Regions from separate parts of the Mus musculus genome. Here all the other regions are linked to region 3. The links are chromatin contacts, found by POLR2A ChIA-PET in ENCODE. All regions are on one chromosome and are shown on one strand. Each heading gives the region's core, a stretch centred on a gene start or an enhancer-like site at or near the end of the contact. The rest is flanking DNA. Distances are from core to core; before and after follow the strand shown. Region 1 holds the start of Vmac (vimentin-type intermediate filament associated coiled-coil protein). Region 2 holds the start of Dus3l (dihydrouridine synthase 3-like (S. cerevisiae)). Region 3 holds the start of Khsrp (KH-type splicing regulatory protein).

Region 1 (3,033 bases), core at 492-2,991, 310 kb after region 3:
AATAGTAAATCATGCTGGAGAGATGGCTCTCTCTCAGTCCTGGAGAAATAGAACAGCCCTTCCACATTACCTGGGTTCAACTCTCAGGCCCCACACGGGCACCTCACAACTGTCTGCAGCTCCAATTCCAGAGAATCGGACACACAAGACATACAGGTAACACACCAATGAGCGTAAGACAAAACTAAATCACTTTAAATCATTTAAAAATAAGAGCAAATTAATAGGTTCCGTGGTGGCGGAAAATAGAAACAAAACAAAACAAAACAAAAATAACAAAAACATCTTCCAGAGGCTAGATTGGGGTGTAGCCCTGTCATCCCAGCACTCGGGCAGCTGAGGCAGGAGGATCATGCAGGCCAGACTGGAGACAGGAGAATCAAGACCTCAAGGCCATCCTCCGCTACACAGAGGGTTTGCAGTCTTGCCAAGGCAACCCTAGAACTTGTCTTCAAAAACTCCGATGACCCGATCACCCCTTAACCCTAAAAACTCCTGACGACGCTGAAATGACCTTCACATTTTCTCCAGCTTTTGCTCCCTGATATTGACCTACGACCTCTGAAGCCCCTAGGCACTGACGAGTCTACGCCCCTCAAAAGTCTCAACCTCTTCCGCCTTTACAGCCATTGCGCCCCGGCGCCCCAGGGACCTCCGCGCGCCCTCTGACCTTTGCTTCCAGACCTCCGCCCTCCGCCCGCCCACCGGCCCGCGCTCACCGCAAATGCCGCCTAAGGCCGTGGTGATGTAGGTCTTGCGATGACACTGGGTGCCGTCGGGGACCTCATGGTAAGATTCAAAGAACCGCTTCACCATCGCCATACCTAGCTGGGCTTGCTCGGCCGACCCTAAAGCGTCTGGGCGAACTCAAGGGTAGCCGGCTAGGTCAACTCTCGCGAGGTTTCCAGCGCGCAACTTTATTGAACGCCTTGGACGCAGACAAGGCGTGCGCGCATGCGCGCAGTGCAGGTTTGTACCGAGGTCTTATTAATCCCGTAGCAAGATCTGTGTCGTGCTCGGTCCACAAGTGAATCTGGACAGAGACGCCCGTGACGTCAGGAAAGGTAAACTGAGGCCATGAAGAAAAACGCCTCCAGCCCTAGCGAAGACGAGGTTTCTAGTACGGAGAATGTTGATAGTGCATCCAAGGATGGGATTGACAGGTCGCAGGACAGCCATTACACTGTCAGGCAGGTCAGCGATCGAAACTAACAGAAGGTAGGACAATCGCAGGGCAGATATTACAGCGCGAGGCTAGTGATACCCTAGTTAGCCGGAGCTGCACGGACGCGGCGGGACACAGCGCAAAAGCGGTTGGCTCGTCAGGGATCCGGACTGTGTAGGGGTGTGGTTTCATGCCCATCTCAATCAGGACCGCGTGTAACTATTTGGGGGCGTGGCCAGGCTGGGGGCAAGGGGACCAATCGTGAGGATTTAGCGTGAGGATTATAATTGACGGAGACCAGGCCCACTCTGCTTTGGTTTTAAGTCCTCGCTGCACTCGCAGGCACAGCCACACTCAGGAGCTGGTCCTGAAAGGGACGTGAACATTGGCTACGGGGCGTGGCCGCACTTAGTCCTGCCCCTGGTAGAAACGTGGCCAATAGTGAGAGCCCAAGAGGAAGCACACGCCTTCCTCCGGGGGGCGTGTCTTTCTTGACGTCACTTCGAAGTTGGGCGGGGCCTCTTGAGAAGGTTTAAATTAATGCAGCGGCAGCCTGGCAGCTGCATGTGAGGGAGGGGGTGGGGGGTGGGGGTCGGGCTCAGGGGCGGGGCTTCTTGCGTTGTGGGCGTGACCCGACAGGGCGGGGTGGGGCCTGCACGGCAGCCGGGGGCCATGTCTGCGCCGCCACCTCTGCAGATCCGGGAGGCGAACGCGCACCTGGCCGCCGTGCACCGACGCGCAGCGGAGCTGGAGAGGCGGCTGCTGGCGGCTGAGCGCACGATTGGTGCGCAGGCCGAGCGCCTGGCCTGCCACGACCAGCACCTGCGCGCCGCCCTGGATGAGCTGGGTCGCGCCAAGGACCGGTGAGGCCCTGGAGGAGGCCCGGCGGACATCCCAAAGGAGGCGGGTGGAAAGGGCTGGGAACCGAGAGCAAAAATTTCCGGAGCACTAAATGCCCGGCATCACAGCACTAGGAGGGCTGAGACTGGAGGATCAGGAGTTCGGGCCATCCTCGACTACATGGGGACTTTAGAGTATAGCCTGGGTTACTTGAGAGCATTTCAAACTGTTAAAATGAAGCCAGCTGTCCCACCCACAAGGCCGAGTCTGCCGGTAGGTGCAAGAGTATTGTGTCTGATGATCGAAGGAAGCTGCTGGGTAGGGGCCCACATCGGTAGACAAAGGCACAGAACACCCCTATATAGAATAGTCAGATCTGTGACAACCATTTGTGACCATGCGGAAGTCCTACCGAAGGACACACAAAACTGGCACTGTTTTGTTTTTTGAGAGAAGGCTGGCCTTAAAGGCACTATGTAGCTTTCAACCCCTGATCCTTCTGCCTCCATCTCTCGAGTGCTGGGATGACAGAGCGCCAGGCCTGCTGTGGGGCTGAGGGTGCTTTACCAATGACATCAATGGCTCTGTGTATAAAGACACTCGCCACTAAGAATGACAAAGAATTTGATCCCATGGGGCAGGAGGAGCGAACCAACTCTTGAAAATTGTACCTTGACTTCCACATGTTTGCTGTCACATGTGTGCGCCTATGCACATAAACAAGCACACAAAGAAGTAGTGCAGGAGGAGACATAGGGAGTCTCAGAGGATTCTGGAGCAGGTAGATGCCCCCACCCCCACCCCCTGTAGGTAACTACCTTATTTGGTCCTCTTACCAGGGAGATATCTGCCCTCCAAGAGCAGCTGCTGAGCTCTGAGGCCACAGTTCGCAGCCTGCAGGCCGCAGTGGACCAGAGGGACCAGATGATCCAGCAGCTACAGCCTCGGGCTGACCTGCTGCAGGACATCACTCGCCACCGACCACCCCTGGCCGCACTGTTGGCCACCCTGGAGGAGGCAGAGGAACT
Region 2 (3,056 bases), core at 324-2,823, 270 kb after region 3:
GCTGGTGAGATGGCTCAGTGGGTAAGAGCACCCGACTGCTCTTTCAAAGGTCAGGAGTTCAAATCCCAGCAACCACATGGTGGCTCACAACCATCTGTAACGAGATCTGACTCCCTCTTCTGGAGTGTCTGAGGACAGCTACAGTGTACTTACATATAATAAATAAATAAATAAATAAATAAATAAATAAATAAATAAATCTTTTTAAAAAAAAAAGGTAAATTGAAATAGCTGAGCACATCTTTAATCCCAGAACTTGGGAGTGCTCTCTGAGTTCAGGACCAGCCTAGTTTACAGAGTGAGTTCCAGGTCAGCCAGGGCTACACAGAGAAACCCTGTCTCAAAAAAACCAAAAATAAATAAATTCAAGTGTGATGTGTAGATAGGCTGAGGGTCAATGACTTTGAAGGCAGCACCAGGGGCCAAGGCAAGGCACTACTAGGTCGAGTCCCTGTAGGTCAAGGGTCATATATATTTGTCACAGCACAGCATCTTCAGACTTTAAGCCAAGCCTGTAGAGCCACCCCTCACCTGGAGGAAGGACGGGCAGAGCCTGTCCTTGTCGTAGTGTGCTGGCTTCACATGGGGCCGGCTTTTGTTTTGGCCACGGGCCCTCTTGGGCACCTGCCTTTCACGGGATTCAATTGCCACCTCTGTCTTCCCATTTTCCTGCCCATCTTCCAGGCGAATTCTTTTGGCCCCTGGCTCAGCTGGGTCTCCTGTGGGCACTTCCTGGCATGCACCCTCCTGCTTGTCTCCATCCAGATATTCGTGGAACCGTTCTTTGGTTGTGCGGTACCTGCCAGAGCGGGAGAGGCTCGATGTGCACAGGGAAAGGGGCTTGGGGGCTAATGCCAAGCTCACGTGCTCCTGCTTGCAGGAAGCTTTCCCTACTTAGAACCAGCCAGTTTTCACCCAGTGCCACGGGGACACCTGTTTTACACTTGAAGGAGCCATTTGTGTCTCTGCTCTGAGAACTGAATTGCCTTAAGGGTTGCGACACACAAATATCAATATCCTTGGTAGGCTACGAAGGAACTACAAACCCCAGCATGCTTGGCAGCGAGACTCAAGCTACCACCCTTCCCAGGTCTTTCGCTGCGAGCCATTTTTTTTTCCCTCGTGGAGACTACAAGCCCCACCATGCACCTCGGGCCCTGCTTCTGGTTCCCCAAAGCTGCCTATGTGCACAGCCGGCCTCATGGCTTGTGACAACCAACACATGTTACACTCGTGTGTCAGCAGAAGGTAGGTAAAGACTTTGGCGCCTCCGGGATGCCGCTCTCCAGGATGCCGCCACACCTCCCAGCATGCACCACTCGCACCCGCCACGGACGCCGGGAAGGCCACATCAGCTTCGCTGACGGGCGCCAGCGACTCACTGAGCTTTAATGGGCGCCACCCCCCGTTCGCACGCGCCAACCCCGGAGTCACCGCCACCACCGCTCTCCGCTGCCGTCTCCGCCATCGATGCCCCTCACACCAGCTCTGGAGTGTGGCAGGAAAGTCTTCCGGGTCGCTCGTGTCCTCTGGAGCCTACAGAAAGAAATGCGCACGCTCAGACTACAGCAATGCTGCTAAGGCGCGCGTGCGCACGACCGTGGGGGCGGGGGGGGGGGGGGCCAAGGCTGCGCAGGAAACGGAAGTGCTCAAGGGTCCCGGAGGGGTTCTTGTCGGTCATCCGTGGGTCACTCTTGATCCGTGGAAGTGAATCTGGGGGTGTGGGTGTGGGTGCAGCTCACACTCACCTACTCTGCTTCTGTCCCTTTTACAAACGAGTCTGTTATTTTATAATAAAAAACCGCAGCCCGAGCGGTGTTGCGCACGCCTTTAATCCCAGCACTGGGGAGATCGAGTCAGGTGAATCATGAGTTCGAGGCCAGCCTGGTCTATAGAGTGAGGTCCAGAACAGCCTGAGCTACTCAGAGAAACCGTGTCTCAGAAGACAAACAAAAAATACCAACAGCTTTGAAGGATCAAATGACTTCACGGGGACACGCTGTCCTTTGACAGTGCCCTTCGTGAGCCACTGTGGCCCATAAACGCGTGGCAATTTGAATTATTTTTATTGTACTGCCTTTTCTTTTCTTTTTTCTTTTTTTTTTTTTTTTTGAGACAGCGTCTCACTATGTAGCCCAGGCAAGCCTCAAACTCAGAAATCCTCCTGCCTCTGCCTCCCAAGTGCTGGGATTAAAGGTGTGTGCCAGCGTTACTTTGAAAGTGACATTTACTCATCTATTGTGTGTGTGTGGGTCTCCTGTGTGTCACCCTTATGTGGAGGTCATATGACAATGGGGGGCGGGGGTCCCTGCATCCCCATGTCGGTCCCGGGATTGAACTCAGCCCCTTGAGCCTGACATCAGGCACTTCTCCGATCCTGCAATTACTATTTTAATAAAAATGTGCTTAAACATGTAAGAACAGCACTTGGGTGGATCGGGAGGTAGTGTTTTGTTTTTGTTTTGGTTTTTTTTTTTTTGGGGGGGGGGGAGGGGGTCGAGACAGGGTTTCTCTGTATAGCCCTGGCAGTCCTGGTGTTTGAGGCCAGCCTGAGCTACATGTCTCAACCAAAGCCAAGTCAAACCAATCAGTATTTAAATTTATTTAATTCATGGAGATGGGGGTCTCACCCTGTAGCCCAGGCTGTCCCGCAACGCACGAACTAGACTCTGCTGGTTGTATAACATAAGGGGAAACAGGCCCAGAGAGGTAAAGCGATTAATTAGCCTTAGACCACAATAGCACCCTGTTTGCGCCATTGCTCTCTACCGTCCCTACTGGGCAAGATGGGAATAACAATGCATTTTAAGGCTGAGGCTCCTTTGTAGCGTCTACAATTGGGTTGTGATAAGGACACGCTCTTGGAAGAAACAGGGCTGCAAAGGGCAACGACAGAAACAAGATCCCTTCCTCAAAGCAACTCCGTCCTCTTCTGTGCAAGGCAACCCAGGCTGGCTTCCCGCAGGAGGCGTGACAGCCTGGCAGTTGATAACTGTGAAACCGTACAGACCGTTAACCATGAGGTGCAGCATTCATGGTGATGTGAATACAATGGT
Region 3 (3,370 bases), core at 43-2,542:
CAGACAATGAATAAAGATAGTTTTGGACGTCTGTGTCTGAGATTAGCTGGTTCTGGGTGGGAGCTGGGAGATGGGGTGTATCGTCTAGGGTGCTTGCCTAGCATTTATGAGATCCTAAGTTCAACCCCCACCCTGACGACTTGGGGATCAGGAGGACCTGAGATTTTGGGGTCCAGGCTAGGAGCTCTAGGGGTCTTGAACTCCGGTAAATGGACCTGGGACTTCTGGGCCCAGGGTGGCAACTGGAAGTTTGGACTCCTGTGGGAACTTGGGGTTCCTTCTTAGTCCAGGGTTGGGAGCAGGAGACTTGGACCCCTGTGGGGGGCCTGGGTCGAGGTTGGGAATAGGCTTGAAGTTTGAGGAGTTGGTGTCATGAGTCTTGGAAGTGAAGGTCCTTTGAGGGAAAATCTTCACCCAATTTCGGGCCACCACTCCCCCCACCCCCCAAGGCTTCGGGCAGGCCACGGGCAAGGCCTCCCCAAGCCAGGCTACTGGGGCGCTGACTTAAGGTCCTGCCCATAGTTCCGGCTGCTGAGCACTACCTCCCACGTCCTCTGCCACTCACTTCTGCTCCCACTAATCCGCTCCTGCCGCCTGGTAGCGGGTTCCACCCCAATGCAGATGCGCTTTCACTGGCTCTCAGCAAGCGGGCACTATTACTTCTGTTACTGCTATTTGTCCACAGAGGGGTCAATCATTGAACGCTTGCCCTTGTCGCTCAGCCATTGGCTCAGAAGTCAGAGGACAAGGATTCTGAGAAAAGTCACGTCCAAATCCAAGCGCATCCTCCAAAATGCTTCGGGGACTGGATCAAATGACTGCCAATCTTAGCAAGCACCGCCTCCTAAGTGTATTCATTAGCTGGTGTTGACGACTATCTTGCCGAGCGCCCGCCCAGCTCATCCCAGAGAATTTTCATAGGCTCCGCCCTCAAGGCCACGTGACTGATCAGAGCCGTCACTCTCATCCTAGAGCCGCCCCGAGAAGGTGGAACTCGCGCTTCATTGGGCCTCCTGACTTCTCGCGTGACTTCCAATTGCCCGCCCAGCGCCAGCAGCCCTGGGCTTATTGAGTCCTATCTTCGTCAGTCACACCGCGCCTCCCGCCCCCTGCATCTTCCGAAGCTCTGACTGGTCGCCCGGATTTACGGCCCACGATTGGCGGGCGTAGAGTGGTAGCCGTATACTACTGGCTGTTCCTCGGCGTCCGTCAAGCCGGTGGCGGGAGGAGGTGCCCCTCTTCCCCCTCCGCGACCCCCCCTCCCCGTCGCCTTCCCAGCCGCTGGCTTCCCATCGTGCTCCGCGGCCGTGTGGAGCGAGGCCTTGTTCCCGCGTTGAGCCGCCGCCGCCTCCGCCTCCTCAGCTTGAAGCCTCCGCACCAAGCCCGTCCCCGCCGCGCCATGTCGGACTACAACACCGGAGGTCCCCCGCCCGGCCCGCCGCCTCCCGCTGGCGGCGGAGGGGGAGCCGCGGGTGCGGGAGGAGGCCCTCCGCCGGGCCCGCCGGGCGCGGGAGACCGGGGCGGCGGAGGCCCTGGCGGCGGCGGCCCGGGTGGAGGAGGCGCGTCCGGGGGCCCCTCACAGCCTCCCGGTGGCGGCGGCCCTGGGATCCGCAAGGACGCCTTCGCCGACGCCGTGCAGCGGGCCCGCCAGGTGAGGGGGCCGCGAGGGCGCGTGCGCGCGCGCGGGGGAGGGGGCAGCGGCGCGCGCGGGGTCGCGGGAGGGTCACGTGGGCGGCGGGCTCGGGGCGGGGAGTCTGGGGCCGTCACGGTGTGAGGGTGACCCTCTGCGTGCGTGTAGTTAAGGGTGCGTTGAAGGGGGGATCTCCGAAAACTAGACTTTGCACTGGACGGTTTCTCTTGGGTACCAGGGCTTGCAGCCTTTGGGGTCCCTGAGACCCACCCCTGTACTTGCACCAGGTCTTCTCTATTAGGAGGGTTGCAGCTTTGGAGTTCCCACGATTTTTTTCCTGGGTGTACTAGAGGATTCCTCTAGGACCCATAAAGGTTGCAGTCTGGGACAGTGTCCCCAAGAGCCACCCCCCGAGCTTGCACCCGTTATTTCCATTCAAGATATAGGGTTTGCATTCTGAGGACCACTCTAAAGTCCAAGACTGTTTGTGATTTGGAGAGGTCTCCTAGTTTTCCAAAGGCCTGAGCTTGAATGTTATGAGGATGTCCCCAAGAATCACTCCTGGGTTTTCACTTAGGCACCCCCTTAGGACCCATGGGGTTCTAGAAACTGAGGCAGATCTGTAAGAGCAATTCCTGAGTTCATGAAGGATGGGGTCAGAGATGCTGTGAGACCCCTCTTTGAACCCTTGGAGTCTTAGGGTCCCCAAGGGCTTCTCAGGGTTTGTAAAGTTGCATCGCAGGATGGTAGGAGACCGCTATTCAGAGACCTGAGGGTTCAGAATATATTAGTTCCCAAGACGGAGTCCTAGGTTTGCACAGGGACTGAGCTTGGCCGTATACTTAGAAAGTGGGGGGGACCCATCTTAGCACACATTTGCACCCGCCCAGAAATTCAACTCCCTTTTAGAGGATCTTGCTTTACACACCATTACTCCTATTTTCAAGTCAAAACAGGTCCCCTGGCCCATTTCTGTACCTTCCCTAGGAAGGGATTTGGTAAGGGGTTGGGAGAGTTCTTTCTGATGAAGAGAGGACCGACCCTTTGTTAGAGAGCCTGGGCTTTGGGATGAGGTGGGGAAGGTGGACACGGGATCCTGCTTTTTACTGTTTGAATTCAAAAGTATTGTCTGTCTTTGGGAACATGCCTTGTTTTGATGACCGCATTTAAGAGTGTTATGTGCTGGTGTGACCTGGCTCAGCCTTGCTCACAACCCCACTCGGGTACATTCTGAGAGTTGGACAGGCCAGGCTTACCACAGATGCTGCTATCCTGGGGTTGTCCCAAGGCCTCCGGCCTAAGGACTGGCTCCTCCCTAGGTGGGAGGACCCATTGAGTTACTGCCCTCTTCATTATCACCTCTGCCTTCCTCCGAGGTGGGATGGGCTTTAGCGTGCCTTTTTTCTGGTCATCCCCCAAATTGTCTTACGAGGCAGCTTCCCGTGGGTAAGTGCTGTCAGTTGAGATGACACTCCCTGTCAAGGGTAAGCACAATTTTTTTTTTTGTTTTTTATAATAGCATAGGCCAGATCCTGAGTTCAGGATTTGGAGTGTGTTTGATGACTTAGGGGTGATGTATATATGTTCTCTGTGTACTTGAAACTCAGTGTGTGCCCCAAAGGGGCTTTTGTTTTGGTCATACTGGGATGTCAGGTGCCTTGAAGGTAGAAACTTGGCTGAGATTTCTCAGGATGATTTTGTAAAGATGTCCAGGGTAAAAGACAGGAAGGTTGTAGGGAC

The links. ChIA-PET counts read pairs that join two places held with the same protein, here RNA polymerase II (POLR2A).
Region 1: POLR2A ChIA-PET joins it to region 3 with 11 read pairs in embryonic stem cell. The contact joins the promoter of Vmac here to the promoter of Khsrp in region 3. POLR2A ChIA-PET finds 5 or more read pairs at or near these places in 2 of 5 experiments (Patski and embryonic stem cell).
Region 2: POLR2A ChIA-PET joins it to region 3 with 22 read pairs in embryonic stem cell. The contact joins the promoter of Dus3l here to the promoter of Khsrp in region 3. POLR2A ChIA-PET finds 5 or more read pairs at or near these places in 3 of 5 experiments (Patski and embryonic stem cell).

What each region holds. Positions count from the first base shown.
Region 1 is chr17:56,715,629-56,718,661 of GRCm38, reverse strand. It overlaps Vmac (vimentin-type intermediate filament associated coiled-coil protein), which reads left to right and starts at 1,741. Exons shown (of 2, transcript NM_178926.3): 1 at 1,741-2,028; 2 at 2,845-3,033. The coding sequence starts at 1,838. Ndufa11 (NADH:ubiquinone oxidoreductase subunit A11) reads right to left here and starts at 900. Exons shown (of 4, transcript NM_027244.1): 1 at 720-900. The coding sequence starts at 822.
Region 2 is chr17:56,763,268-56,766,323 of GRCm38, reverse strand. It overlaps Dus3l (dihydrouridine synthase 3-like (S. cerevisiae)), which reads right to left and starts at 1,573. Exons shown (of 13, transcript NM_144858.2): 1 at 1,383-1,573; 2 at 532-799. The coding sequence starts at 1,468.
Region 3 is chr17:57,029,429-57,032,798 of GRCm38, reverse strand. It overlaps Khsrp (KH-type splicing regulatory protein), which reads left to right and starts at 1,292. Exons shown (of 18, transcript NM_010613.3): 1 at 1,292-1,651. The coding sequence starts at 1,400. Slc25a41 (solute carrier family 25, member 41) reads left to right here. Exons shown (of 7, transcript NM_175333.3): 7 at 1-27.